2 separate regions of the Homo sapiens genome follow, and region 1 is linked to region 2. Evidence: chromatin loops called from intact Hi-C (ENCODE). Cell type or tissue: endothelial cell of umbilical vein. All regions are shown on one strand. Links, peaks and the distances in the headings refer to the core of each region. The heading gives the core; the rest is flanking DNA. Region 1 overlaps WDR70 (WD repeat domain 70). Region 2 overlaps WDR70 (WD repeat domain 70).

Evidence for each region. Peaks named below come from ENCODE experiments on the same cell type or tissue, not always from the same donor. Only the 100,000 strongest peaks of a DNase experiment are listed, where the experiment ranks them.
Region 1: it touches region 2 in a loop (2.2-fold over the local background); 4 of 110 quality-filtered maps call a loop at or near these places.

The regions. Positions count from the first base shown.
Region 1 is chr5:37,660,496-37,676,101 of GRCh38, forward strand. The region is part of intron 10 of WDR70 (WD repeat domain 70); the gene reads left to right. Among named protein-coding and RNA genes, the nearest start is that of GDNF-AS1, 170 kb to the right of the region's middle. RefSeq lists a silencer at 5,272-5,566 and an enhancer at 8,032-8,326. In endothelial cell of umbilical vein, for the core only: no CTCF peak of the experiment used is centred there; DNase peaks (open chromatin) are centred at 5,646 and 8,186; H3K27ac peaks cover 1,111 bases.
Region 2 is chr5:37,708,808-37,724,413 of GRCh38, forward strand. WDR70 (WD repeat domain 70) reads left to right here. Exons shown (of 18, transcript NM_018034.4): 14 at 12,308-12,408; 15 at 14,048-14,127. Among named protein-coding and RNA genes, the nearest start is that of GDNF-AS1, 120 kb to the right of the region's middle. RefSeq lists a silencer at 8,780-9,074 and an enhancer at 15,225-15,606. In endothelial cell of umbilical vein, for the core only: no CTCF peak of the experiment used is centred there; a DNase peak (open chromatin) is centred at 8,934; H3K27ac peaks cover 1,790 bases.

The DNA of each region.
Region 1 (15,606 bases), core at 5,107-13,106, 48 kb before region 2:
CACATTTAGCATTATATTTTTTTGCTGAATTGACCCTTTCATCATTATGTTACATACCCTGACTCCTGGTAACATTTCTTATTCTTTAGAGCCTCTACTTTGTCTGATATATAGCTTCTGCAGGTTACTTTTGATTTGTATTTGCCTGGTAAATCTTTTTCTGTTCTTTTATTTTTAGGCTGATCTTCAGTAAGTTTTTTATAGATGTCTGTGGTTGACTCTTGCTTTTTAAAATCTCATATAACAACTTTTGCTTTTTAATTGAAGCATGTAGATCTGTGCTGTCCCATATATGTGACTACAGTTGGCCCAACATATATTCAGGTTCTGCATCAGCAGATTCAACCAACCACAGATTGAAAATATTCAGAAAAAATTATAATACAACAATAAAAGAAGGCCAACAAATTTAAAAATACAGTGTAACAACCATTTATGTAGCATTTACATTGTATTAGGATTATAAATAATCTGGAGATGATTTAAAGTGTATAGTAGGATGTACATAGTTTTCATGCAAATACTACACCATTTTATATATGGGACTTGTGCATCCTCAGATTTTGTTATCCACAGGAAGTCCTGTAGCCAATCCCCACAGATAGCAAGGGACAACTGTATTTAAATGTAACTTAGTTAAAATTAAAATTTAATTTCTTAATCACAGTAGCCGTTTTTAATGATCTCAATATATGTGGCAGGTGGCTACAACATTGGACAGTATGGCTCTAGAACATAGGAGGGTTTACTGCCCCTTGTCTTGATGGCAGCTGAATGCTGCTTTGTGTCTGTAGGGGGTCTTGGGTCAGAGCAAACGCTTTCTTTTTCTCTGTGAAGGGATAGGGTATAGGAGGGCTTCCTGACCCTATGTCAGTGGCAGATAGTTTTAGCCCTATATCGAAATGTAGTATCTGGCCTGTGGCCCTGGGCCAAAGCAGTGCCTGCCACCAGTGGATAGTGTGAAGGACTGCCTAGACAGAGCCAATTTATCAAGACAGAGGAATTGCAATGGAGAAAGAGTAATTCATGCAGAGCCAGCTGTGTGGGAGACTGGAGTTTTATTATTACTCAAATTAGTCTCTTCAAGCATTCGGGGATCAGAGTTTTTAAACATAAGATAGATATAAGTGGGGAGTGCTGATTGGTCAGGTTGGAGATAGAATCATAGAGGATGGAAGTGAGGTTTTCTTGTTGTCTTATGTTCCTGGGTAGGATCACAGAACTGGTTGAGCCAGATAACCAGTCTGGGTCGTGTTAGCTGATCCATCAAGTGCAGGGTCTGCAAAATATCTCAAGCACCGATCTTAGGTTTTGCAATAGTGATGTTATTCATAGTAATTAATAGTGATTTTATCCCCAGGAGCAATTTGGGGAGGTTCAGACTCTTGCAGCCAGAGGTTGCATGACCCTTAAACTGTAATTTCTAATCTTGTAACTAATTTGTTAGTACTGCAAAGGCAGAATGGTCCCCAGGCAAGAAGGGCTCTTTTCTGGAAAAGGCTATTATCTATTTTGTTTCAGAGTCAAACCATAAACTGAATTCCTTCCCAAGATTAGTTCACGCCCATGAATGAGCAAGGACAACTTAAAGGTTAGAAGCAAGAAGTCAGTTAGGTCTGATCTCTTTCACTGCCATAATTTCCTCGGTTATAATTTTTGCAAAGGTGGTTTCATTAGGAACAAAGTGCACTTATGAATAGCCTTTCAGAACATGACATACTGGTAAACAGCAAAGCTTCAGTGTTTTCCCTTTAAAACTCAGGTGAACAGGAGAGTTTAAGAGAAGATTCTGAGCTTGTGGAAGTAGCACAGTTTTACAGATAAGAAAATGTTTTCCAGGATAAAGGTAAATACTAAATACTTCAAGGAGTTTTTTTTTTAGATTTCAACTTAAGAAAGACTGATTTGTGTTCATCCCCAAAACACATTTGTCTGCCCAAAGGGGAAAACGACCTGACCTACCTTAATTAAAATGGGTTCAGTGCATCCCTGTGCTTGTATTTAATGATTTACTAATAAGTGAGTTACAACATCTTTTTTACTTCAGATTAAGACAGTTTGTTTCGTCATGTTACCTTAAGGCAGTCTCTTTCCTCCATCAGCCTGTTGTTGCAATGTGGAAATGAGGGGTGTTAGATCTTTTTGTTTATTAGGAAAAGCTGGAAATCCCTAATTTTTTGAATGCCTGTAAATTGTTGTAAATTCCTCTTCATTTCTTCCACCGTCTCTCTTACTCAAATTAAAAATAAATGATCCTAAGTATAGTTGGGAGTGTTAAAAAAGATAAATGAAAATACAATTTTATTTCTTGTTTTTCTCTGACAGTTACTACTTGGTTAATGATTGTTTTTATGGTTTTAGTTGAAAGGGCTACGTCAGTAGGATCATCAAATCTGAGAGGTTTTTAACAAGGAAAAAGTGTTATTAAAATACTGAGACTATGAATTACAGTGTAATCTTCTTGAAGGCAGAGATTATGTTTTACATCTGTTCCCACAAGCACAGCACAATGCCAGGGACCCAGAAAGCAACCAATAAACATTTGCTTCAAATTGATTTTCTCAAGTGAGTAAATTGGAACTCCTGCTTTTTTGAAACAATACAGTCCTCATAATAAACAAAATATTTATACTCATTTTTTGTTATTATGAGGGCACTTTCTTTAACAAAGTGATTTTAAAAAGGGAAAATGGTTTTAGTTTTGTAATAGAGCATTACAAAAGTTAAAGTTGCATTATACTGACTGCGGTTTTGACTTTTGAGCCAAAAATGCAAATTTAAACCAGTTAACTCCAGAACATAGTACTCGGAGAAAAGGCAAAGGATTATTTGATTTCTGTAATACATATTTTACCAAGATTTTAAACTGTGCTTTATTTTCTGTTTTCTACTCGACTATCCCAGTAATATGATTTCCTTGCTTCCTTGCTCTGGCTCTTAAGTCCGACCTGAAAAAAAGCCCACAGTTTTGCAGGGTAGTGCCATTCCAGATTTATGATTTTTATTTTCTTTTGGGCCTTCCTGGCCTTGGCAGTCTCTTTTTTTCTATGTCCAGTTAATTCTTGTCATTCATCTCATTGGGTGTTTTCAAACTTCCCCAACTCTTCTCTGGTTTACGTTACAACCCCCATTTCCTACTCAATTATCTCCTCTCATTTACTTGGAAAAATAGGGACAATAGGCCGGACTTCTGGTAGACTTTGTGCCCTTGTATGTATCTCTGTGCGCATACTGCTGTGGTCTCTCAGCCTCCTTCCCTGCAGTCGCCAAGGAAGAGGTCTTTCTCTTGTAGTTCCCCACTAATCCTTCCACCTGCGTGCCTGATTATGTCCTTCCTGCTTCCTTTGAGCCCTAATTCTATCAGTTACTCCCTTTCCTGTATTTTTATCCTTTTCATCCCTACTGGCTCCTAGAAAATATGCTCAAGTTTCTGCTTTTTATTTATTTTATTTAACAAAAGCTTTCTCCAACTCTAACTTTTTTTATTGCCAGGTTTCTACCCAGAGTAGACTATATTTGCAACATCCACTTCACAAATTAGCTGGAACTGCCCATACCAAAGCCACCGACTGCAATTTAAATTGCTGTCTTACCTACTCCTCCATTAATGACACAGCTCAAGCCCTCACCTAGAACACTGCAGATGTTTCTTGACTCATCCTCCCTGTCTTCAGTCTTCCTTTTTCCAATTCATCTTTCCCACCACTGCAGGGTGATCTTTTAAAATACTCTTATGACAATATTACTCCTCTGTCCTTAAATCCCTTCAAAAAATCAACATTACCCACAAGTTGAAAAATTAAACTCCATAGAAGGGCATATGAAGCCACTAATGGTTTGATCTCTGGCTCTCCAGTTTTATCTGCTCCTGGTCTGTTATTGAGTCCTACCTATAGATCCAAAAGTAAGGTGCTATTTCACACTTCTAAGACTTTTCTATTCAGTGTCCTCTAGTGGAGTAGTATTTCCTTGTATCCCTAGAGATCTCCTCCTTAACTTTCAAAGACTGTGATCCAGCATCCTCACCAGGCTTTACCTGACTTCTTTTCCCATCTTCTATTCCTTCTGAACCTATTAATATTATACTACCATGATAAAGTTGACCTTTTCTTGGTGTTTTTACTATACAGTTTATGGATATTGCCATTTTTTTGTACAATTTATTGTAGATATTTGTTTTGAATGTTTGCCTCCCTTTCTAGACAGATCTCATTGTTGGGTAAGGAGCCATTTAACCGATCTTGACATCTGCCACACCTGGCATAGTGCCTTGCACATAACAAGGGCTCCTAAATGTTTGTAGAATGAGTGAATTTTAGCAAATATTAATTGGTTGTTCTTCTATAAGATCAGCATTATACTTTTAAATTTAGATAATAAGTTTTGGATTGGATGTGTTTAGTATCACTGAACTTAGTGCTGGATGCTGTGTCATACAGTTTCAAGGCAATCTAAAGAATAGGGAAGATAAATTTGTAGCTAGTGACTTAATAAGATGGTCTGTACGAATATGTAGGTCTTTTGTTCATATTGTCAAGTGTACCAGCTCATCCATGCATTCCTTTTTTAGTCAAATTGTACTAAACAGAGAAAAGATTTCCTGAGATGTATGATCCTTTTTCTCCTTGGCTTCTAATCTATCTTTCCTTCATTGCCATATAGCTGCCAGAGGACTTCATATACAATGAAAATCTGATGATTTACTTTTCTCTTTATACCTCTTCAGTTCTTCTTTCCATTCACCTATATTCTCATCACTTTGTCTCCTACTTTACCAAATTTGAAGTCTTGTTATTGAGTAGACTTCTTTTGAGAGTTTGTGGTCACTTACAGAACTGCTCTGCATCCCCTTTGTACCTGCAGCTGATAACACTCACTATTCCCTACTCCAAGCATGTGGGTTCAACAGGATAAACATAACAGCACATTGGTAATGTTTATGTTAAATAAGCCAGTCTTGTCCAAGCATCTGCTGCACAGGCGCAGAAACAGATAAGTTGTTTCAGCAATTGGCTGCCAGGGGAACAGAAGGGTTGCCACAACAAAGTCAGCAAACAACCCCCAAAAGTCTCTAAGAAGTGTGAACTCATGCTGCTGGAAAATAAAAATCAGTCAAAAATTTGTACATTTTGATGCTTGACCTTGACTTTGTTTCTCACATCCCTATGTAGAGATAGGACTATTTTCTGCAGCAATTGGGTTATCTTTAGATGAGTACATTTCAGATTCACTCAGCTTTTGAAGGAAAGTGTATTTGAAATCTCCCTGTTCTCTGGAAAGTTGCTTTGTCGTATAGTTGGATTGTACTCCCTTTGGAAGCTTTGTCTTTTTGACTGACTTTGATAAGGTCAGCTCCAAGGAAACCCAGCATCCTCTTTTCCCTGGCGCCACTGGGCCCGCCACCCTCTCCTCTGCTTCCTCACCCTCCCTTCCTTACCACCTCTCTATCCGTCACTTGAACTGGCTGCCAGCGTTCACAGACAGCTGGGGAGAGAGTGGCTAAATCTGCCCAGCTGCCCGGGAAGCTTGGCAGCCAGGCTGAGGGAAGGAAGCATCGGCTCTCTTTGAAGGTCGGCTGCCAGTGAATCTCAGGCAGCTGGACTTCAAAGGGGGGCACCGCCGGGCTTTCCCTCCCGTCTAGGCAGGTCATTCCACGGCGCTGTGCTTCCGGTGTTGGCATGGTGGCTTTCCTCTTCAATTAAAAGCTGAATTGGGATCTGCACTTGTGTTCACACTTGTGTTTCTTATGTGACATAGACAGCCTAAGATCCCCAACTCCTGTTACCCCAGACTTAGGAGTTAAAGATAAAGAAGAAAAGGTGATATCATATAAAGGGCAACTAAGGAGATCTACAGCAGCGAGTGTGTTTTCCTTATTGCCAGTTAGTAACTGTGCTATTTGCCAAGTTTTAAATTACTTTAGGGACTCTTGGTGTGATCTTGAATAAAGGCCAATCAGCTTGTGCTTATGGACTCAGTTTAGCTATGGCCTGAGATTGGGTCTAGCAACGGATGATAATTTTATCTGTTTTCAGAAACTGTGGTAGTGCTAATAGAACCCACTATTCTACACCTAACTCTTGCTTTACTTCCCTACTTTTCACATTCAGATTCCGTTGGTGGTTGGTGACAGGACTGGCCTAGCAAGGGAAGAACAAGGGTGCTGCACAAACAGAGTCTAGGCTCACTTTAGTTGCAAATGAGGGTCAGAGCAGAGGTAGCCTGAAATCAGAGGAACCATGAGTACTATGTACCATGTATAGTGGTCGTTAAGTGTGCAGATCCTGGGACACACTGCTTGGGTTCAAATCCTGGCTCTGCCCCTTACTGGTCACATGTCTAGGGTAACTAACCTTACCTTTCTGCACCCCATACTCTCCCTGGAAAGTGGGGATAATAATAGTACTTATCTCTTAGGACAGTTGAGAAGATTCAAAGGGTTATTAGATTCCATGCACTTAGGACAATATCTAGCCCATAGTGAGTGTCCAATACATGTTTTTGCTATTACTATGTACCAGCCCCCATGACTGGATCTAGAGGGAGGTAACAAGTGACTGGTAGGTGATTTTTATTGCCTCTTCGTGGATGAAACACTACTAGCTTCTGCCTTAGATTGAATTTATACTAGACTTTTTTGAGAAATCTAAAATAATGCAAAAAGAATGCATTATATAATTTGAAGGAGAAAAAAAGTTATTTTATGCTGTCCATCTCACTCCTTGCACTGTCATCCCTGGGGATACAAGGAGGTGTCATTCACTGAGGGCCATTCATTTCACTCAGCCTCAGTTTTCTTGTTTGTAAAATGAGATAATAATTACACATACCCCAGGAGGCTTTCTTTTAATGATGAAATTGGAAAATGTATGTTTTACTGCACTGAATAGCAACATGTTCAGTAACTGTAGCTGTTGCTGTTATTATCATCATTATTATTATTTCCACCACCATTAATGTTGCCATTTAAAATTCTTACTGAATCACAGGAGGCCTTTAACTTAGCTAACAGTGATTTGACAAATAGAGGTCTTTTTCCTAAGGTTTTAGTTTTTTCCAGATAAAAGTGAGCTAATTGTGGGCCAAATTCAGCCTGTCCTCTTTTTTATAAATAAAGTTTTGCTGGATTGCATAGCCTTATCCATTTGTTTATGTATTAGCTATGGCTGCTTTCATGCTACAACAGGAGAAGTGAACAGTTGCAACAGAGTCTGTATGGTCCTCAAAGCCTAAAATATGTATTATAAGCCCCTTTCTAGAAAAAGTTTGCTAGACCTTGCTCTAGGTATATGTTTCTCCAGTGAGGTCCAGAGAATGTTAGTTCAATCCATGCTAGTCTGTACGATCTGAAAAAAAAAAAAAAAAAAAAAAAAAAAGGTTCTATAGTCAAATAAGCTTTAGAAATGTTAAGGAGGTTGATTTATTCTAGGACTACTACTTAAAAGACTTTGGCTTTTAATATACTCATGTTTATTGTGAATCTTCAAGACAAGGCCATGGTGTGCAAATAAACTCTAGTTTCGCAGGCTTACTTGGCTGTAGTCCCCTAATATGATGATGTTACAAAAACAAACAAAGCAAAACAAAACAAAACAAAAAACAATTCTCTAGGAACCCTTGCTCTTGGGCTTTCTCTCTGGAAGGACTTTCTTTCTAAATCATTCCTCTTGGTGATTTAGGTGATATCCTCATTTGGAGACCTACAGAATATCATATGAAATTCTGTGTTAGTTGTATCATTTTTTTCCCAGTAAAAATTATATTTTGCTTAGCATCAGAACAGTAAAATATACCAGATATTTAAGTCATCTAATCAGATAATATCTGCCTTTTTGAATGATTCTGTATGATGTCTGAAGATTATAAATTAGAGTCTCAAAGTCCAAGAAAGACAGGATGTTTCATTTCATGCCTTCTTGAAATTCTAAAAGCATGGGTCTTCTGTAGGACTTAAAATGTTTTTTTGCATTCAGATTTCTGAAGCATAAATTTAGAGTGCCTAAGTGATATACCAACTGGTCTCAACTAGGGTTTATAAGAAGAGAGATTAATGTGAAGGTAACTTGTGCATTAGCCATAAGGGGTTTGTTTTATAGACTAAAGTAAACACCTTCAATTTCAAGTTGCAAGCACACAGGGAGCCAGAAGATTCCAGAGCGGTGGCATCATATTCTGCCTGTGACTCACACATCTAAGTGGTTGAGCTTTCTCCCGCAGCTGCAGCTTCCAGCTGGTCATCAGTTAGAGTCCTAGGTAGTCACACACTGTGGTCACCTGGTTTGAGATGACCAAACAGGCATATAATTACAACATAGGCCAGTTATGAATGAAGGCTGGGTTATCTCTTTGCCAAACACAGATAAAAAATAAATGCTAAGTCATAGCTGTTTTCTGAAATCCCAGTGGTTGCAATAGTGAACCTGGACTGAAAGTAGAGAACCCTCCTGGAAGATTCCACCCTGGTTGTAAATGCACACTCTCTTTCTCATTTGTGAGCTTCCTCATTAATGGCATAGAGCATTCTTAGCCATTTTGGTGCCCTCCAAAATGCCTGGTTTATAGTTGGTGCAATAAATGTTTTATGAAAGAATATGAGGTCATACATGTTTTCCCCCTTTCCCAACTTGCAAATTATTTCAAGAAAATTCTGTATTTTCTTTTTATTTATATATCTCAGTGTTGTGTGTATAACAGGTTCTCAGTAAATGTTGTTGACATTGTAAATGTAGATTCCAAAAACTTCCTTATTTCACTTTTACATTATGGGGATGCTGAATGGACTTTTCAGAAATCTTTGTCAGATCCCACTGTCTTTTGTTTTTAAATTATTTCTTTAAAAGAAAGGAAGGAAGGAGAGAGGGAAGGGGGAAAACATCTTGACCTGGAACATAATTATCTTTTTTTTAAAAAAAAAAAAACATTTTGTTTTCTTTAGAGTCAGGGGTCTTGCTCTGTAGCCCAGGCTGGAGTGCAGTGGTGCAGTAATGGCTCACTACAGCCTCAAACTCCTGGACTGAAGCTATCCTCCTGGGCAATGAGTGAGGCAGTCCCAGATTCTCCTCTTACCACCTGTGTTGTCAGACCACTGCTGGTACCACTTGTGTTAGTCTGGGTCCTCTGAGAAGCAGACACCAAGACAGGATTAAATGTGTAAGAGATTTACTGGGGAGTACCTAGAAGGGAAATTGGGGAGGGAGCCAGAGAAGTCTGGAGAGAGTCAGACCATGATGTAGACCATGCGTTTGTGAAGGAGAGAGGAAAGAATGGAATATTGAATATCCATCAGCTGATGAATGGATAAATAAAATGTGGTACATCCATACAGTGAAATATTATTTGGCAATAAAAAGAAATGAAGTGCTGATACATACTGCAACATGGACGAACCTCAAAAACATTACGCTAAATGAAAGAAGCTGTCACAAAAGGCAGCATGTTTTATGATTTCATTTGTATGAAGTGTTCAGTTTAGGCAAATCTACACAGAAACTAAATTAGTGGTTGCTTAGGACTGAAATATTAAGAAAAAAAAGGGAGTGATTGTGATTGCTCATGTGTATGGGGTTTCCTTTTGGGGTAGTGCGAGGTTCTAAAATTGATTGTACTGGTGGCTGCGCAACTCTTGGAATATACTGAAAACGTTGAACTACATAGTTTAAGTGAGCAAAGTGCATGGTATGTGAATTGTGTCTCAATAAAAATCTTATATCAAAAGAAAAGAAAAAAAGGGGGAGTATATGCTGAAAGGATCTTGGACTACTGCACGATGCTAAGAAAGTTTTGGCCAAGCTAACTGGAATTCCATTTATCCTCCACACTCAGGCCTTGCAAAGCATACTCAGTGACAGAGGCAGCGAGAGTGTCAGTCATTTATGCTTTTCACGATGGGAGGTGTGAGAGGCTACATTTCTCATAAGCCAAAGCAAGTCGCGTGTCCATACCAAGATACAAAGTATAGAGAAACAGATGCCACATCTTGATAAAAAGAACAGCAAAATTATATTGTAAAGGGGTGTGCCACATTTTCAGTAACTCATTAAATTTTCCCAGCAGCTTATGAAGTGGGTACTATTACTATTCTCATTTAATAGTTGAAGAAACAGGCATAGGAAGATTAGCCCAAGATCATATAGATGTGACCTTGGAATCACAAGTAATTGTGACTACTTGTAAGTGGAAGAGCCAAGATTTGATCTCAGCAGTCTGGCTCTATAGTCTGTGCTCTTCATCATTATACCATACTTTCATATAGTATATTAATTTGAATGTCACAAAATCTATTAGAGATATTTTGTTATCCATTTTCCCTCACTGAAATGAAACCTTCACGGAATGGGGTCTTTATTTTGTTCACTGCTATATCGCCAGTGGCTGGGACAATATTTGGCATGTAAATATTAGTTGAATTTATATGGATTTGCAAAGCACCTTTATATGACAGTTCTATACTTGTATCCGCATTGTCCTTCCTACAGGTCTCTAAAATCAGAGAAACAGGAGAAAGTTATATTCAGTCTAGACCTGGATTTATTTTATTTTTTAAATCTTGGCATATTGGAGTACTTTAAATCCTGGTATAGTAAGTAACCCTAACATGTGATTGAAAACATAGAATTATTGGAATTGTTTGGTTACCACTAAGCTTGAAAACAGATTCCCAATGAGGAGAAAAAACAATTCTATTGAGAGGTCATAGGGATAGGTATGAGAGGACAGTCAAATGTTGGTACACCCAGTTTGTTAGGTAGCCTAGCGTTTGGCTCATCTTATTATTGGAATTTGTGTTTTGCAGCATAGTTGCATTTTAGGACCTTTCTGAGAAGAGGTACGCATGATAGACTTAATAAACCTGTAGTATTGACATAAGACAGGGAAATAGCAGATTAACTGTAACTCAGTCTTTTTGTGAGTGGGGGAGAAGGGCAGGGGTGGGAGGTTGCAAGGCATATTATTTTAAAGATTAATAAACTGAAAACTGGAAAAGTCTAGCAGCTTGGCCAGGATCAAACTTAAATGTAGTAAGCTAAAATTTTAGGTCAAGTAGTCCTAGCCCTAGGACTAGTAATCTTTCTATTAATATTTTCTCTATTTTCAGACAGTAATTCATTTAAATTCTTACCTTTGAAATAGTTTTTTCCACTGTTTCTATTTCTTATGAGAGGCATTTTGACCATTTTGAAGACTGTCTTTCTCCTGCATTGATAGATACACTAGAGTAATAGGCAGACATTGGTATCTAGGCAGCTACTGGATATAAACTGACTGACTTTTGGTACCACTGTAAAATGTTAAGATTATTGACAATTTCCAGAGGTGGCATATTTAGGGCTTTGTGGAACAGGCGTGGTGGCTCACACCTGTAATCACAATACTTTGCTGGTTTTTTGGGGGGGACTTTTCCTGTAGGGAAAAAGAGATCAGACTGTTACTGTGTCTATGTAGAAAAGGAAGACATAAGAAATTCCATTTTGATCTGTATTTGAACAATTGTTTTGCCTTGAGATGCTATTAATCTGTAACTTTAGCCCCAACCCTGTGCTCACAGAAACATGTGCTGTATGGAATCAAGGTTTAAGGGATCTAGGGCTGTGCAGGATGTGCCTTGTTAACAATATGTTTACAGGCAGTATGCTTGGTAAAAGTCATTGCCATTCTCCATTCTCAATTAACCAGGGTCACAGTGCACGGTGGAAAGCCGCAGGGACCTCTGCCCAAGAAAGCCTGGGTACTGTCCAAGGTTTCCCCCCACTGAGACAGCCTGAGATATGGCCTCGTGGGAAGGGAAAGACCTGACTGTCCCCCAGCCTGACACCCGTGAAGCGTCTGTGCTGAGGAGGATTAGTAAAAGAGGAAGTCCTCTTGTGGTTGAGATAAGAGGAAGGCCTCCGTCTCCTGCATGTCCCTGGGAACGAATGTCTAGGTGTAAAACCCGCTCGTACATTCGTTCTGTTCTGAGATAGGAGAAAACCACCCTGTGGCTGGAGGCGAGATATGCTGGCGGCAATGTTGCTCTGTTACTCTTTGCTACACTGAGATGTTTGGGTGGAGAGAAACATAAATCTGGCCTATGTGCACATCCAGGCATAGTACCTTCCCTTGAACTTATTTGTGACACAGATTCCTTTGCTCACATATTTTCCTGCTGACCTTCTCCCCACTCTTAGCCTGTTCTCCTGCCACATTCCCCTTGCCAAGATAGTGAAAATAGCAATCAGTAAATACTGAGGAAACTCAGAGACCAGTGCCGGTGCAGGTCCTCCATATGCTGAGCGCTGGTCTCCTGGGCCCACTGTTCTTGCTCTGTACTTTGTCTCTGTGTCTTATTTCTTTTCTCAGTCTCTCGTCCCACCTGATGGGAAATACCCACAGGTGTGGAGGGGCAGGCCACCCCTTCATCTTCTGACTTTTACTTCAGGTTCAGGGCTACATGTGCAGGTTTGTTATATAGGTAAACTTGTATCATGGAGGCGGGGGGGTTTGTTGTACAGATTATTTTTTCACCCAGGTATTAAGCCTAGTACCTATTAGTTGTTTTTCCTGATCCTCTCTCTCCTCCCACCCTCCACCCTCCCATAGGCCCCAGTGTGTGTTGTTCCCGTCTGCGTGTCCATGTGTTCTCATCATTTAGCTCCCACTTATAAGTGAGAACATGCAGTATTTGGTTTTCTGTTCCTGTGTTAGTTTGCTAAGCATAATGGCCTCCATCTCCATCCATGTTCCTGCAAAAGATGTGATCTCATTCTTCTTTAAGCTTTTGTAGTATTCCATGGTGTGTATGTACCACAGTTTCTTTATCCAGTCTACTATTGATGAGCTTTTAGGCTTATTCCATGTCTTTGCTATTGTGAACAGTGTTGCAGTGAACATATATATGCATGTGTTTTTATAATAGAACCATGTCTATTCCTTTGGGCATATACCCAGTAATGGGATTGCTGGGTCAAATGGTGGTTCTGTTTTTAGCCCTTTGAAGAATCAGCCACTGCTTTCCACAGTGGTTGAACTAATTTACACTCCCACCAACAGTGTATAAGCATTCCTTTTTCTCTGCAACTTCATGAGCGCCTGCTATTTTTTGACTTTTCTTACCCCCCCCCCACCCTTTTTTTTTCTTTCCAACTTTTATTTGAAGTTCAGGGGTACATGTGCAGGATGTGCAGGTTTGTTACATAGGTAAATATGTGCCATGGTTATTGGCTGCACAGATCATCCCAACACACAGATACTAAGTCCAGTGTTCATTAGCTATTCTTCCCGATTCTCTCCCTTCACCCATGCCCCCTAACAACAGGCCCCAGTGTGTGTTGTTTCCCCCTCCCCATGTGTCCATGTGTTCTCATCATTTAGCTCCCACTTGTGAGAACATGCAGTATTTGGTTTTCTGTTCCTGCGTTAGTTTGCTAAGGATAATGGCCTCCACCTCCATCCATGTCCTTGCAAAAGGACATTATCTTCTTCATTTTTATGGCTACACAGTATTCCATGGTGTGTATGTACCACGTTTTCTTTATCCAGTCTATCATTGATGGGCATTTAGGTTGATTCCATGTCTTTGTTATTGTGAATAGTGCTGGAATGAGCATATGCATGCATGTGTCTTTATAATAGAATGATTAATATTCCTTTAGATATGTACACAGTAATGGGATTGATGGGTCAAATGGTATTTCTTCCTGTAAGTCTTCGAGGAATTGCCACACTGTCTTCCACAATGGTTGAACTAATTTCCATTTTCTTTTTTTTTATTTTATTATTATTATACTTTAAGTTTTACATGTGCACAATGTGCAGGTTAGTTACATATGTATACATGTGCCATGCTGGTGTGCTGCACCCATTAACTCGTCATTTAGCATTAGGTATATCTCCTAATGCTATTCCCCCGCCTTCCCCAACCCCACAACAGTCCCCAGAGTGTGATGTTCCCCTTCCTGTGTCCATGTGTTCTCATTGTTCAATTCCCACCTATGAGTGAGAACATGCGGTGTTTCATTTTTTGTCCTTGTGATAGTTTACTGAGAATGATGATTTCCAATTTCATCCATGTCCCTACAAAGGACATGACCTCACCCTTTTTTATGGCTGCATAGTATTCCATGGTGTATATGTGCCACATTTTCTTAATCCAGTCTATCATCGTTGGACGTTTGGGTTGGTTCCAAGTCTTTGCTATTGTGAATAGTCCCGCAATAAACATACGTGTGCATGTGTCTTTATAGCAGCATGATTTATAATCCTTTGGGTATATACCCAGTAATGGGATGGCTGGGTCAAATGGTATTTCTAGTTCTAGATCCCTGAGGAATCGCCACACTGACTTCCACAATGGTTGAACTAGTTTACAGTCCCACCAACAGTGTAAAAGTGTTCCTATTTCTCTACATCCTCTCCAGCACCTGTTGTTTCCTGACTTTTTAATGATTGCCATTCTAACTGGTGTGAGATGGTATCTCATTGTGGTTTTGATTTGCATTTCTCTGATGGCTAGTGATGATGAGCATTTTTTCATGTGTTTTTTGGCTGCATAAATGTCTTCTTTTGAGAAGTGTCTGTTCATGTCCTTCGCCCACTTTTTGATGCGGTTGTTTGTTTTCTTCTTGTAAATTTGTTTGAGTTCATTGTAGATTCTGGATATTAGCCCTTTGTCAGAGGAGTAGGTTGTGAAAATTTTCTCCCATTTTGTAGGTTGCCTGTTCACTCTGATGGTAGTTTCTTTTGCTGTGCAGAAGCTCTTTAGTTTAATTAGATCCCATTTGTCAATTTTTGCTTTTGTTGCCATTGCTTTTGGTGTTTTAGACATGAAGTCCTTACCCATGCCTATGTCCTGAATGGTAATGCCTAGGTTTTCTTCTAGGGTTTTTATGGTTTTAGGTCTAACGTTTAAGTCTTTAATCCATCTTGAATTAATTTTTGTATAAGGTGTAAGGAAGGGATCCAGTTTCAGCTTTCTACATATGGCTAGCCAGTTTTCCCAGCACCATTTCTTAAGTAGGGAATCCTTTCCCCATTGCTTGTTTTTCTCAGGTTTGTCAAAGATCAGATAGTTGTAGATATGCAGCATTATTTCTGAGGGCTCTGTTCTGTTCCATTGATCTATATCTCTGTTTTGGTACCAGTACCATGCTGTTTTGGTTACTGTAGCCTTGTACTATAGTTTGAAGTCAGGTAGCGTGATGCCTCCAGCTTTGTTCTTTTGGCTTCGGATTGCCTTGGCGATGCGAGTTCTGTTTTGATTCCATATGAACTTCAAAGTAGTTTTTTCCAATTCTGTGAAGAAAGTCATTGGTAGCTTGATGGGGATGGCATTGAATCTATAAATTACCTTGGGCAGTATGGCCATTTTCACGATATTTATTCTTCCTACCCATGAGCATGGAATGTTCTTCCATTTGTTTGTATCCTCGTTTATTTCATGGAGCAGTGGTTTGTAGTTCTCCTTGAAGAGGTCCTTCACGTCCCTTGTAAGTTGGATTCCTAGGTATTTTATTCTCTTTGAAGCAATTGTGAATGGGAGTTCACTCATGATTTGGCTCTCTGTTTGTCTGTTATTGGTGTATAAGAATGCTTGTGATTTTTGTACATTGATTTTGTATCCTGAGACTTTGC
Region 2 (15,606 bases), core at 4,659-12,658:
TTTGTTCTTACATTTGAATGTAGATATAGCCGATCTGGGAATTCACTTCAAACAAATTAATGATACTATGCCTGTGAAAGTTTGATTCTGAAGGAGTTGAGGAACTCATCTGTTCTTTCATTTCATACTGGGAATAGAGTAATTATCTGTTTTACTGATATAAAGTCCCAACTCAGGCAGAATGGCACCTCCTTCTAAGTTTCTAGAAATAAAGGAGTCAAGCATTGTCTTTGCCCAGAGTCATACAAGGAGTAGCATTACACAGGGAGAACTTGAGCTATCAGCACTGCAAATGCTAACTGAAAATAAACTTGAAAGACTACATTTGGCATTTGTCTGCCTTCTAAAATATAGTGAAACCTCCTTAATGTGAAACACAAGGAGATGGAAAAAATGGGCTTTGAATTAACCAGCTTTCCATTATCTGATTTTTATTATGGAGCAATCAGGCAGCTGGTTGACTAGGGAATAGCATTTGCTTTGAATTATGTATTATTTTGAATAACATGATATCAGCTTAATGAAATTTTACTGTAATTCACTTTTTTTAGGAGGATTAAACAATGCATATCCTAGAGGGAGCCTGAGTAACATATTTGTATTTAATAAAAATATTATATTTGCCCACAGCCAAGTGATAGGACAGTATACCTAACATAGGTGTGTGGAGCACTTGCTCACTGAGAACAGAAAGGTGGAGTTTCAGAGCACTGGTTGTTTCTTGGTCTTCCAAGATGTATGAATATTTGATAGGAAAACTGGGAGCAAGTAGAAAATGATGGAGTTTTAGTGTAAATTTGCCAGTACATGTTTCTTTCTCTGCCCCTATCTTTTTTCCAGGGTCAAGAGCCAACTTCTAGCATGGCTTATTAGGACAATGTTTTACTGTCAAGAAGTGCAGTGGTCACTCAGTACTGCTATCTCTAGGAGTATTTTCTTTAATCACTGAAGAAAAGAGATGCCAGTGGAATATGGTGAAAAACAATGTTGCATTTTTGCTGCCTTCATAATTTGGACTACAAGACCACCTTGAAAAACTTAAATCTTTTTGGGGAATTTCCTAAAGCAAGCAGCATACACATATAATTTAAATGGGAATTTGAATTCAGCTGGGCTCACCTACTAAGCCAGCATCAATAAGACTTGATTAAATTACTTCTTGGTTCTCATTCACCTAGAGGTATCATATTATGAAGGTTCCAGAGCAGTTGTTCTTCAGATTTGAAGAATACAGTTGAATGTTTATTTGTAGGCACATGAGAGTAAAGAGGAAAGATACCTCAGATTTCTTGGTGGTTTAACTGTTAATATCTACGATATCAAATCTTAACATGTTTTTAGTTAGGGAAGATGACAGGAACTAGTTTAGTGCTGATTCCTTTTTATTATTTTAAAAAATTATGATACTGTAAAATTGATCTTTTTAAGAAAGCATACGGTTCTGTGGTTTTTAACACATGTATGGATTCATGTAATCACTATCAACACAATCAGTATACAGAAGAGTACCCCCTAAAAACTCCTTTTTGCTATCCCTCTATAGTCACACACACACCCCCTCTTCCACCCCCAACTCCTAAGCCCTGGCATTCACTGATGTGTTCTCCATAATTATTGTGTTGTGGTTTCAAGAATGTCATATAAATCAGCGGTCCCCAACTTTTTTGGCACCAGGGACTGGTTTCGTGGAAGACAATATTTCCACAGACAGGGCCAGGATTAGGGTGAGGCAAGTGAGATGCTTTCCTCAATCACAAAGTTTACAGGGACACTAAGACACTTAGTAATCAAGATAAGTAACATTTTAATGCAACAATATAAAAAATGCAAAAAATCTATGGTGAATAAAATACCAAATTTTAAAATAAAAATGGGATCAGTAACAGTGCTGTGCCAAGCTGTATTACAGCCTAAGGCAAAAGGAAAACTCAGTTGGACTGATCCCGTCTTTATTTAAAATGTTGATGTTTTGTTTGCCATAGATTTTTTGTTTTTATTTATTTATTATTATTATTATTGGTGGAGGCTAGAGTTGGGGAAATGGTAACTCACTTCTGCTTGACTGATACTTTGAATTATGGACTTCTTCCCAAATCCACCTACTACTGTTTACTTTTCAGAGTCCTCAGATAGGTCTCTGAAAAGTATGTAGGTCTCTGAAAAACCCTATGCCTTCTGTCCTGGTTTTTAAACAACATTCAGAGGGAGAGACTGAATGGAGTATGTTTCTACTGTCTACAATGGTGATGGAAAAAACAAAATGAAACAGTACAGATTATAGCAAATGTGCTTAGGAGGAAGCTTCTAAGTTAGCTGCACATTTGGAGGGACATTCATATGGTAGGAAATAAAATAATGTCATTGCTCCTAGAATGAGTCACCCCTCTTACTTGGGCAGTATGTTCCCTTGACATAACTGTGCCACAAGGCAGAGCTACTGGCTTTTGCTTAATTAGCTGCCATTGGTATTAAGCATACTTGGCCCAGTTTCTCAATATTATTTTCCAGAGCTCATTCCTCTTGCCTACCTGCACACTACGACGTAACTCTCCTGTATAAAAATTAGACTTAACAGATTTTACAACTTCCCTAAAGAGTTCATTTCTGTGTATGAAATCCCTTACCGTCAGATCATTTTTTTCTTTATTTTTAGCCTCACATTCTCATGTTTAGAGCCTACATCCTTTGCTCTGGTCCTCATGGAGTTGGAGAACAGCTGGTTAACATCCTCTGTTTCCTTGAAGATTATAAAGTTACTGTTCAGTCTTGTCTTTGTCTGAGGGAACCAAACTTAGTCTTTTGTTCTTTTTGTTTGTTAACATTTCCTTGTGGATCTTGTTTTCTCCACACCTCTGTTGTCTTTGATACTCTCTTCTCAGCCATTTCTAAACTCTCCAGTGACCAAATTGGAGTAAGGGTCTCCTCAGGGCTGATGGTGTCATGTGGGTGGTAAGGGCATCATCATATTACTAATGTTTATTAATGTAATACATGGCACATAGTAGATGCTTGGTGAAAATGTATTTATTAATTTTGCTTTACCTTTTATTACATTTTATTCTATTATATTCTTGTTGGGACTAACTGTAATGGCCTATTCCTTACCACCTTCTCAAGTTTTTATTTTTTGGTTAATAGTTTTTAAAAATCAATTTGGAATTTCAGTGCATATATTTTTTCTTTTTTTTTTTTTTTTTTTTCTTGAGACGGAGTCTCACTCGGTCACACAGGCTGGAGTGCAGTGGCACGATCTCGGCTTACTGCAACCTCTGCCACCTGGATTCAAGCAATTCTCCTGCCTCAGCCTTCTGAGTAGCTGGGATTACAGGCACCTGCCACCGCACCTGGCTAATTTTTGTAGTTTTAGTAGAGACGGAGTTTCACCATGTTGGCCAGGCTGGTCTTGAACTCCTGACCTTGTGATCCACCCGCCTCGGCCTCCCAAAGTGTTGGGATTACAGGCGAGAGCCACCGCACCCGGCCACATTTTCTTTTAGGATTGATAAAAGAAGTATACATTTATTTTAATTGTCTACTACTTTAAAACTTTAGATGATCCTTTTTTCAGATTCATTGCAAATAGCCAGGTTTTGGGTTCATTAGAGGAAACACAGATTTACTGCAGATGCTTAAAATACTGGTAATTTAAACTCTAGTGAATATAATTTGTTTTGGTTGTTACACTGTTAATGAATATGATATGTTTCCTGGATCTATTTTGTAAAATATACTCTGTGCTTTGAAGCAAAAGTTATTTGTTTGAATTTGACACTTTATTTTATCAGAAGTCTAATCATTACTCTTCATTAGAATAGGGGACAAATACTGATGTGATATAGTACTTATCACTTTGTTTTTCTCATCTTTATTATCTCTTTAAAAAAAAACTTTTTAATTTTATTTTTATTTTTTGAAACATAGTCTTTCTCTGTTGCCTAGGCTGGAGTGCAGTGGTGTGATCTCAGCTCACTGCAACCTCCACCTCCTGGGTTCGAGTGATTCTTGTGCCTCAGCCTCTCTAATAGCTGGGATTACAAGCGTGCACTACCATGCCCAGCTAATTTTTTTTTTCTTAGTAGAAACAGGGTTTCACCACGTTGGCCAGGCTGGTCTCCAACCCCCAATCTCAGGTGATCTACCCAGCTCAGTCTCCCAAGGCGATGAGTGAGCCATCGCGCCTGGCCTCATTCTCTCTTAAAATAATAACTTTATAAATTTTTTGTAACTAGCAGATTCTTGATTCAGATGCAGTTTTTTAGATTCTCTATTCTATGTTCTCTTCTTTGAAATAACGTTTACTGTAGGAATCCAGATTCAAACCCTGCAGTGAAGTGTCTTTTCCTATGACCACCTATTTAACAGTGATCTCATTTGGGAAGTTACAGGGTGAGATGAAGGGCCAATCACGTGCTGCCTTAGACTTCGCGAGCAAAAGAATGAGGATCAAAAGGAGGGCTTATCCAGTTTAATAGTTTATCCATTTCCTAGTATCATTTAACCCCATTACAAGCTATATTAAAAAACATCCACTCCTTAGTAGTGCCAGCATTTGCAAATGAAGATTTTTCTGCTTCTATTTCTAGTCCTTTGAAACAATAGAAATAGTCAGTGTATCCCTTTTGATTAAACAGGAACTTTTTTCCCCTTCTCTACACAAAAGTTTGATATTTTATTTAATAAATATTTAAATTTATTTAATAGGTATTTAAACTTGTGTAGACATGATTGCCATGAATGGCAAAGCTAGATAAGGAATCAGCCACTAGGTAGTACTTAATTTTATTATTATAATGTTATATTTACTTATTATTATTAGGTAATACTTATTCACTAGGGAGAAACATACTTCCTCTATAAAATATAAAAAAAGAGAACTTGATTTGTAGATGTTTAAAAATGTTCAGAATGATACTATTCTTTTCATAATGTGTAAACAAATAATACAGTAATGACTAGAGCTCCATTGTCTAACCCTAGCACCGTATCACATCCCACTGATGGACCAAGTGAAGGACTTTATGTCTTGTAGGATTTTCTGACAGTTTTTCTCCCTCAGCCTGAATCTGATGAATGATCTTTGGTAACAAGTTTTCCAGCTGTTCTATCAGAATTCTGGCCAAACTTTCACAATTATATATAGTGTGGGGAAGAACAAGTTCTATAATTAAAATGCATCCCGGGATAGTATTTTTCCTTTTTGGAAATGATAGATAGTGGTCTTGTAGGAGGATGGGTTGTGAGACCCCCAAAGGACTGAATAAAAGAGTATGATATTTAAAACATCTTTACCTGTACTATAGTAAGATAAATAATATTTTACATATCCTGCGTAGTTCGTCTATACAGGAAGATTCAGCTTTTCCTGTGTTTTCTTGGTTTTACATACTTAATGATTTCCAAGATCTGATTACATATATTTCTTATCTAGCAGTTAGAGATTTAAAAAGTTTCATGCATTACTGTTTTATTTATATAAACATAGGATTGATGGTCATTATCTTTATGCCTATCTCTGTTGATAAATGAAGAAATGTAAAGGAGCCCAGGTCTGTGTAGACCAAACATAGAAAAACCAGGTGGAGTTGGGTTTACACTGTGGGTCTTAAATGAAGAGAAATAGCCATATAGTGCTTCCCATGCCTTCTCACAACCTGGTCTCCATAATAAATGATAATATGTCATATAAACAGATAAGGCTCCTCTTCTCTAGAAATGACTAGCCCCAGTGCCCCAGGCTCCTCTTAGGCATGAGGGGCTCCATATCTTGATACACCTACCATATCTTGGTATCCCATTCTGTGCCCACCAGTGGGAAGCTCTGCTGCATCTAAGTGGATCCCATGAGGTGGGACCTCTGGGGTCATTTGCCTTGCAGGACGACCACCCACCTGGGTCACTCACCCTGTGGACTCCTGTTCCCAGTCTCCTGTTTGTTTCCTACTCACAGACTATCATTAATAAGAATAATTACCAGACTTTCTTCAGTCTTTACTTATGCCTTCTTTGCCTTCACAAATTCTTCTCAAGTAACAGGGTTGGAGCAAACTTTTACTGTTTTGAATTAGATGAACAAAATTGTATTTAATTTTACTTCCCAAGAGACCTTCCATTTTCTCTGAGAACTTTTTCTCATGATGAAATTCTTTAAGCAGGTTTATTATCAGATACAGATGGGATTCATTTAGTGCCAAGGATGACTACCAGGTTCCAGATTTTTGCTGCTTTAGTGGTTACCTTTATTTTATAGCACAGACTGTAAATGAGTTATTTTAGTAAAAGCATTTTCCATGAGTTTTCTGGGAATTAATTTGATAATTAGATGCCAGTTTTTAAAATGCATAATATATGCATCTGTATCAAATGTGTATGACAGGTGCAAAGCAACACTTTCCCTTACTTGGTTTTTCTGCAGCAGCCCCCACATTTATGAAAGTACTATGGCATTTTTTCTTTTCACCATTGCACTCCTATCTGGCCTATTAGAGAATTTTTCAGGATAGGGAAGGGAGAAGATTGAGAAGATTTCTGGCAAAAAAAAAAAAAAAAAAAAGACAGTTGCCACAAGTCTGGCCCATGGTAGAATTTCCTTGGAACTGGAGGAATGTGGAGGAGGGGAAAAGGAGAGGCATATGCTCACTTAGCAAGATGTGTAGAGAAAATGTCTGCCTTTAAACTTTTCCATTGAGGGGATATCTGTAGAGATCAGGAGGTGGTGATGAGTCTTAGTTATTGGAGACTGGGGCTTACTCACCATGTTTGCTTCCTGAACTTCAGAGGGATGAAGCCAAGTCTTGTGGCCCATGCATGTGGCAAGGCCATCCCAAGTTTGAGAAAAGCAAGGCTTTGGGAGAGAGTGGAGGGAACAAAGACAGGACAAATAGCCTGGAAAAGTTGAAACAATTCCCATTTTACTCTCATACTTCCCTGGCCCAATATTTTAATATAGAAAACAGTTTTTCTTTCTCTGTGAAGAATATCTTGGGCTTGTGGAAGTCTGAAGAAAGTTCTTTCTCCAGTATTTTTTTTGTTTTTATCTGTTTTCTTTTTATTTGTTTTGGGTTCACATCTTGATCTTCTTTCTTAGTGTCTGGAATCTGCACACACAAACACACACACACGCACACACACACACCCATTCAAATGTGTTGGATAGTCCCAAGGATGTCTGTAACTCTAAGACTGCCTCTATACAAGTCTGCAAAATTGTGTAACAGACTCCTTCACGGACAGGTGTCAGGCTTTTCATTTGAAAATTGTGAAAAATGCTTGTTCAGGGAATCACTGCATTAGCTTATCCATTCTTGTACTATATGACAAAAACCAAACGTGAAAAAACCAGATGGAGTTTGGTTTACAGTATGGGTCAGCAGCTGTGGAGGATCCGGAAATGGAGTTTCAACATAATCATGTTTAAGGTATAAAGTTATGAAGGCTGTTGGCTTTCTTTTAGCATGTAGAATAAGGGCGTTGTTTAGATATGTGCATTGCAGATCCCTAAGATGTTACGCAGGCATTGATTTCTTTTATAGTAACATTTGTGAACTGGGAACTAGTGGGCTTTTTAAAAAAATGATTTTAGTAATAACTCCTTTTTAATACAAACTTGCTAAGGTTTCTACTGGGTTAGGTGGGTTTGGATATGATTAAATGTCAGCTACCTTCTTTCTGCCCCATCTTTCCAAATAGGGCTTTGCATGGTTAAGTAGTAAGGGAATGAACAGTGGAGTTGGAGAAACCTGCTTATTGACCCAGCTCCTCTATGTGCGAGTTATTATGTGACCTTGGGAAAGTTACCACTCTCTACAGCCTCAGTTTCTTCATCTGTGAGATGGGATGAGATTATTAATTTTGTAGTATTTGTGAGGACTCAATTATATTAAATAATATAAAGTTCCAGTACCTAATAATTCCCTTTCTACCATGTCCTAAAATGTAAATCATTTCTCTCTTTGGTTTCCTTCTCCTCCTCCCCTTATTTGCTTCCCTGGTTCCTCTAAAAGTAAACAAAATAACCACAGAAATAAATTATTTGGAAATTTTTGTGGTCTTTTCACTTTTGCTAAGGGGTAATTCCAAAATTCCTATTTTGGAATTTTGACACTGCTAGCTCGACATCGTGCTCTCTTTCTCCCCGGCCTACCCCTCTCTTTTTTCTTTGGTCTCTGCAGAGAAGAAAAAAATCTCTCTGTTGAGCACATTAAGGTCTTGTAACTCCTTCTAGTCATGCTTATGGTCTCCTATTCCAGTTCTTGTCTCTTATTTTTGGGCAAATTTGTGGTTACCCTCCACTACCAAATTAAAGGGTTAAAATGAAAATGGGCTTTGGTTTAAAAGAATAAGCTTCATTTTGTGCTGAAATGTAAAGTTCAACTTTGGCAGCTAGAGGAAGCCATTAGTGAACCCACATGTTTTAGGAAATGAAGTAGATTAGTGTAAGAATAAAACACTTTGTCAATTTAATTAAGCAAATAAGTTTATTAAAATATGCAGACTAATTTCAGAACCTAGTTCTTTGCACTGCAGTGGCCTTCTGCCATTGGAATCTCATGATATAATGTGAGGGCTTTCTCTTTGATTCTGTAGATCTCATGTCTTGATGTTCCTTCCTGGTTCTCTGGTCCTTTTATTCAAATGTGCTCTCTATGCTTTATTTGCTGCATTTCTCAGTGACTCCTTAGGTCTGAATGTGTCACGCTCCCAGTAAAGAAGCACTTCTTCAAGAACAGGATGAAGAAAGTTTGGGGTGGTTGGTTGATCGAGGGATTGTACTCTTTCTAAGTATTTATAGCTCATCTGTCTTCTGATGTTGGTTCCTTAGGCTTCTAGCAGGCACGTGTCGCATTGTTGTTAAGCAAAGCCGGTATGTATGTTTGACAAGTTAGCAGCGTGGCAGCTCAGCTTGCTTCCCAGCCCTGCCGCAGTCTCAGGGATTGTTTGGTTTGGCAGGTAGCCAGCTCTCTGCTATAAGATGCATTTCCTTGACAGGATAAAATGTGGAGCCGCATTAGCTGCAAAGTTTACAAAGGTTAGCTAAACACACACAATAAATATTAATAAACAAAAAAGGCCCACCCACCTTTGGCTTTAAATTTTGTTTCTTCATTTCGTGTTTTAGAATCCTTGTAGTATTTGATTAATAACTGGTCTTAGGGTAATTGAGCCTTAAGTATCCTCTGCCTAAATCAGATTGCTCACTGGCCTCTCATTTGCTGCTTAGTGACTCATTGCCACAGTGCATGGGGCTCTGGAATGACTGTTTAGTTTAAGGGGTCTTATTTGCCTCTCCCTGTTTCGGCATGAAAGGAGGGTAAATATGCTTCTCTGTAAGAACATATACTAATCAGCTATATGTGTGTGTAAAGGCTCTGGAGGGTACAGGATGTGAACAGGAATAGAGGTGAGGTGTCCTTGGACTCCCTGGAAAGCAATTGGACCTTGGTCTGTTGGCTTGGGCAGTTGCCTCTCTCTAACATTTACACCCTCAGTGAAGAGGGAGAGAGTAACAGTAACCTGCTGCCCCTGGAAACTGCCTGTTTGGCTGGATGTCTTGGAATTTATCAGGCCTACATTGTGGATCTTTTCCAATTCTGCACCCTGCTCACTTGAAAACATATTTGAGAACTAGTAATCTTAGACTGCTGAGCCAGACCTCTAGAGAACCAAGAAAGAGAAATAACTCTAATACTGTGCCCTTAATATTGTCCTGGGCCATTTATGGGTGGCTGAGATTTCTGAAAGCCTTTGACAGCCGCTTTCATTATTCTGTGATTCATGTACATTCTCTCTCTCTAGGACCACATTAGGAGGAATCTAACCCTGCTACATTTGTAGGATACCTGAGTATAATAATGATATGAGGAAATCAAATTATTTCTCATGGAGTAATGATTTTAATTTGAAAATTGTCTCCAGCTCTACCTAGCAAAGCAATCCATTTAGGCATGGGTGAACTGTAGCTTTTAATTCATTCCTTTGGTGAACATTTTTTGAGCACCAGACACTAATCTAGGCACTTGGGATATGTTGCCAAACAAAACTGACTGAGATCTTTGCCCATGAAATATGTGTTCTAGTGGGGAAGGCAGACAATCAGCATCATTAATAAATAAGTTATATATTATATTAAAAGATGATACATGCTATAAAAAAAGAAAAGCAGACTAAGGGGAGTTCTGGGGCACAGTTTTAAATTGGGTGGTTTAGATAGCAATGACATTTAAGCAAAGACTAAAAGAGATGAGTCTTGGCTCAGATGGATTTCTTCTACATAGGGTTTCATAAACATGACTTCATGAAGTTATGTTTGTGACTCTCCTTATGTTTCCATATACCTGGCTGTGGCCATCTGGGAATTTCCAGTGGTCTATCTCAAATTAGTCTCAGTGGTGGAGCACCTAGAAGCTGCACTTTGTAGACCATGAGCTATTGATATACTTAATTACATCTTCCCAACCAGGAGCAATTTTATTAGGAGAAAATGTGACTTTTATATGTATGCATTATAAACTAGGTTTTACAAGCATAGGTACAAAGCAACAACAACCCCCCCCCCAAAAAATACCCAAACTATCAAATTAAATATATCTTATTTTTTCAAGTTTTTCTGTTAATATTTACTCACTATTATATTTGTTTTATCATCTTTTAGAACTTGCTAGCCTGGGTAGCAGGCACCATAGATTTGAGAAAAATTGTGGAAAGCAAGCCTAAAGTTGTGAAAACCTGCCCCTTTAACTTAATTTTCCCCCCAGCTGATGGGGAAAACACAGCCATTCTGATTTGATTTTCTCTGTACAATATCCCATTCCTCTTCAGTGGTACATAGGTTAAGAACCACTCTTCTAGAGTAAGTCTGTTAAATCAGATATGAATTAAATAAAAGTCTTGTAGACTCTTTTCAGCTTTCTCCTTAGTTCCTCTGGAATCTCAGGTAAGGGTTTGCAGCCATTTACCTATTTTTTTTTGGCCTATTTTTTTGCCATTCACATGGGAGTCAGAATTTTTATTTCTTTGTTTTTTTCTTTCTTTCTTTCTTTCTTTTTTTTTTTTTTAAGAGACAGAGTCTCACTCTGTCACCCAGGCTGGAATGCAGTGGCACAATCATAGCTCACTGAAGCCTCAAACTCCTAGGCTCAAGCAATCTTCCTGCCTCAGCCTCCTGAGTAGCTCGGACTACAGGCGCGTGCCACCATGCCCAGCTGGGAATCAATGTTCTATCAAAAAGGATCTGAGAGATTTCAAGATATTCTGTCTTAACAAAAGAGTGGAATGAGTAGAGACAAGGAACCAAAGAAATTCAGCCCAAAGTAGATTTAGGAGACGTAGTCATGATTTTCATTTTACCACTAGAACTATAAAATGCTAATATCTAATCATACCCTTTTCCCCTTTAGTCCCTATATATAGTTTGACAAGTGATAGATTATTAATAAACATTGAATTAATGCTTCCACTCATATCTTGTTCTATCAGAGTGAGTTCTATAGAACCTAGTACATGGGGTTTCTGTTTACTAACATTAGCTTCATCTTTTTTCCCTTTAATTCTGTCCACGCTATCCCTCCCACCTCTGCCCTCTTACCACAGACAAAAATTAAAAACAGGTTATAGTTCTCACTGAGAACTTGTGGTTCTTTTCAGCCCCAGAGCACCACTTATTTTCCTTACCAGTAATGAATTCATAGGATCATAACTTCCAGTGAACCTTCTCTTAAACAGCTTTTCATTTAGGTTAATGTCAAGTCTTTGTATTCTGTATCTCTGTTTTACTTCTGCTGTTGTCCTGCTGTTTTATCTCATAGATAGGGAGACATTATTAAATGCCTACAAATGTGCATTGTTTCTGAAAAAGCTTTATGAGATTTGGATCTTTGTGAACTAAAAACAATAACCACCTGGTCTCAATCTGCTGTCCAGAGGGACATATTGTATGTGTGTAAGAGCATGAAATTCGCTTCAGTGGTAAGTGTAACTGAGTTATGTGGATTTAGCATTCCATGATGCCAGCCTCACGTGGTAATGGACCTGGGAAACCTAATTTTGTGGTTTCAGGGCTGTCCAGAAAGGGAGATAATGTCAGGAAGAGAACATCTTTTTTATTTTTATGGAGTATCACCCAGATAATAAGTGATGGAATGGAATTTTACTTCAGGAACACAACTTTATGGTTTAAAAGAAAATGTCTGAAAGTTAGAGGTAAACCATCAGGATGATATTTGATATAGTAGACTAGCCATCAAAGTACCAGCAGGATTGTTTCCATTTTTATCTGGCCTCTTTAGTCAACCACTGCGCTTTTCCTTTGCAGAGTGTTGTTCGCTGCCTGTGGCATCCAAAGCTGAACCAGATCATGGTTGGAACTGGAAATGGATTGGCTAAAGTCTATTACGACCCCAACAAGAGTCAGAGGTATTTCATAAGTATTGCCTGTTTTAGATGGATGACAACAACTGGGGGGAGGGATTTCCCTCCCACCCCCGCTTTTATTTATTTCCCACTTTGATGGAGATCCACCCATTTAGAAAATGCAGCTGGAACAAAGTAAAGCCTCAAACTCCTGGTATTGTGCTTTAAAAAGGATTTGAATATTGCCCTTGATCCACACTGAATTCAAAGCGAAAGTTTCCTGGGAATTTGCAGTTGTTTAGCTGAAATGTTGAGTGCAAGGGGGAAAAACGTTCTGCCCACTTTGCATACCACCCTGGACAGAGGCATTAGCAGTGATACATGTAAGAGATTTAACAAAGCAGGGAACTAACCACTTACAGGAAATGGAATCAGCTTGTCCATTTTGCTTCTTTCTTTTTTGGCTTCTAGCAGTTTGGATGTTTGGCAAGATTATTCTCTGTCCGCAGAAAGGGACAGCACAGATACGTTTCCCCTCCACCCCCATGCCCACCCAAGTTTCAAACTTAAGCATACCACTGTATTTCAAAAGTCTGAAAACGTAACTAGAGGTTCAGTCATTTCCTCAGTTATTTCCGTTTTGCTTAGGCACAAAGATGGATATGTGTCATCACCCAGAAAAGATGGTTTTGTTTCTCTCTCTTAAAGTACAGTGACTGATAAGCTTTCTTTAGAGTAAGACTTGGTTAACTAGCATTAAAATTCACATGTGAAATTTACTGGGGTCCCATATAAACCTGTTTTAAGGTCCCACATCCTTTGAGGAAAGGAAAGCCAGCCTCTATTAATGAATATTCATTGGCCATAATTTTGCTCTGAATAGAAGCAGACAGCCCCATCTTCCTTCAGAGCTTCCTGGACTAGAGTTGGAATCCTGGCCTTATACAATAAAGTATATTTATGGTATTTGAAAACAAATAGGATTTTATTTGTTTTTTAAAAAAGAAATTAAAAATGCTAATGTACTTAGGATGGGAGTCTGTTTCACTTGAGAAAATGATGAGCCTCATTTGATAGCACCCATTTAGAAGGCACTTTCTGTGGAAGCTTTGCTTTAAGAAATTTACTTATTTGTATTTGCTTCTCTTGAAAAGGATAACTCTGTACTACTAAGGAGAAGTGCAATGTTCTAAGCACATTTTTGGTTAATCCCACACATTCTTGGGCCATAGCCCCTCGGCAACACTGCCAAGCCAACTCAGTTCCAGACACTTGTACTCTTGTATTTGAAAAGTGGACATATGCCATTTGGGGTGTAGACCACCCAGGTTGCTTTAGTCTGAGACATAAACTAAAATTTTAACCCTGTGACCTTTAGAGTGAAAAGGTTGGGTAATTTTATTATTTAAGATCTTAAAATTTCACATTATTCCTATAGGTTTTGTAAACTTGTGTCCTGTTGCCCTGTTACCTCTCCAACCCTCTTGCTTGTTAATAACCACTGACTGACAGACTTGCTTTTCCATAAGTTTAAGCTTTTATCACTGAGAGCCCATCTGTTGCCATCCCTCAGAAAGTCAAGTACTTGTGTAGATGGAGTGCATGCACAGAGTATGTTCCTGAAAGTATCTCATGTTTTCAACATGAAATTTTCTGTTTCTAAGACCAAGTAAAGAAAATAATTTGCTTTTACACCCGTTAGGGGAGCAAAATTATGTGTGGTTAAAACCCAGCGGAAGGCAAAACAAGCTGAGACTCTAACTCAGGACTACATCATCACCCGTAAGTCGTTAACATGCCTCTCAATCATGCATCTCTCTTCTACTCTCATGTGGTTTTGATTGCATAGCTTTAGAGACAGAGAAAGCCCTCAGAATTCAGGCATATATTACAAAATTGCCCATTCATGTGGATAGGACTACGAGTCATGTAACAGCTAACCTCTGTGGCTTCTGTGACTCATCACAGGGACAGGGTTATTTCATGCAGCTTTCAACCCAAAAGGGAAAAGCCTGTTCGAGTCCAATACATTACTTTATAGCAGTTTTTTCAAGAGTAACAGTCTATTCCAAGTGTGAACAAGAAAGAGTGCTGGTCTTGGAATCAGGAGGCCTGGGTTTGTCCAGTTCCACCACTGAGTGGCAATGTGATGTTGAACAACTTAACTTTTAATCAGGGAAGTGTGGCGACCAGAGGAAGGGTCTCTTCCAGCTTTCTCTGAAATTCTATGACCATGTGCTAGACTGATCCACAGGAATTTGTATATAAAATTAACTACCTGGGGTATGAGTAGAAAGCTTACTAGGGCAGAGTGGTTTCTCTCACGTATGTCACACAACCTCATTAATCTGGCAGATGTGTGTTCCCAGAGCCACAATCTCAAACCTGCAACAGGTGACAGCTAGGAAAGAAATAATGGATGCTACAGCGATTATCATTAGTGGATGGCCCTGTGGACTTTATCAGTGACTCAGTCTGGAGCCCAGGGGGCGCTGTACTGCTGGGTTTTCTCACTGGTGGTGGGTCTCATATGAGACCAAGTCCCTTGGAGCTTATGACCAGTAAAGAGATCCCATGACACTTTTTGCAAGAGTAGAAGTGTTAAAGTCAGTGTCATAACTAGTCTAGCTCATGTAATTACATGCGGCCTACTTAAATTCCTCCAGTCGTTTGAAGTGAAAAGCTATTTTCCCCCTCCTAAAAATACTGTTGTGTTGTGTTGCCCAACTGAGTGACGGGTGGCTATGTTTCTCAGCTCCCCTGACTCAAGGCAGGCATGTTTTACTGGTGAGTGATATGGTCTGGCCTCAGTTGGCAGTATAGGTAGAAGGTAGGAGGGGATACTGGAAGAGGTTTTGAGGTGTTATAGACATTTTATTGATATTATAAATTCCCTTTAACCTTTCCCTTCCTTCCCCTGGTCCCCCGGGAAAAGTTTCTTTTAAAGGGGGTTTAATCTGCACGTAAGAGTCAAAAGAAACTGCTAGTACTTTTCTGGGGCAAAAAAAGGGAGTTATTTAATACTTCCCCTAATAACTCTTTCCTTTTCCCCTAGAATATTATACTGTTTTCCTTTTTAAATTCTTATAATCTTTTATATTCTGAAATTTAATTTTGACATTGAGTAAACAGTAACAGCAATTGAACGCATATTACTTTGGTTTTTATTTTCTTATTTTGCTACCATATAGCAGGAGGGATAAGGCCCCATTAAGTCCCCATGCCAAGAGATTTAGGCACCTCTTGCATTCATGGCAACCT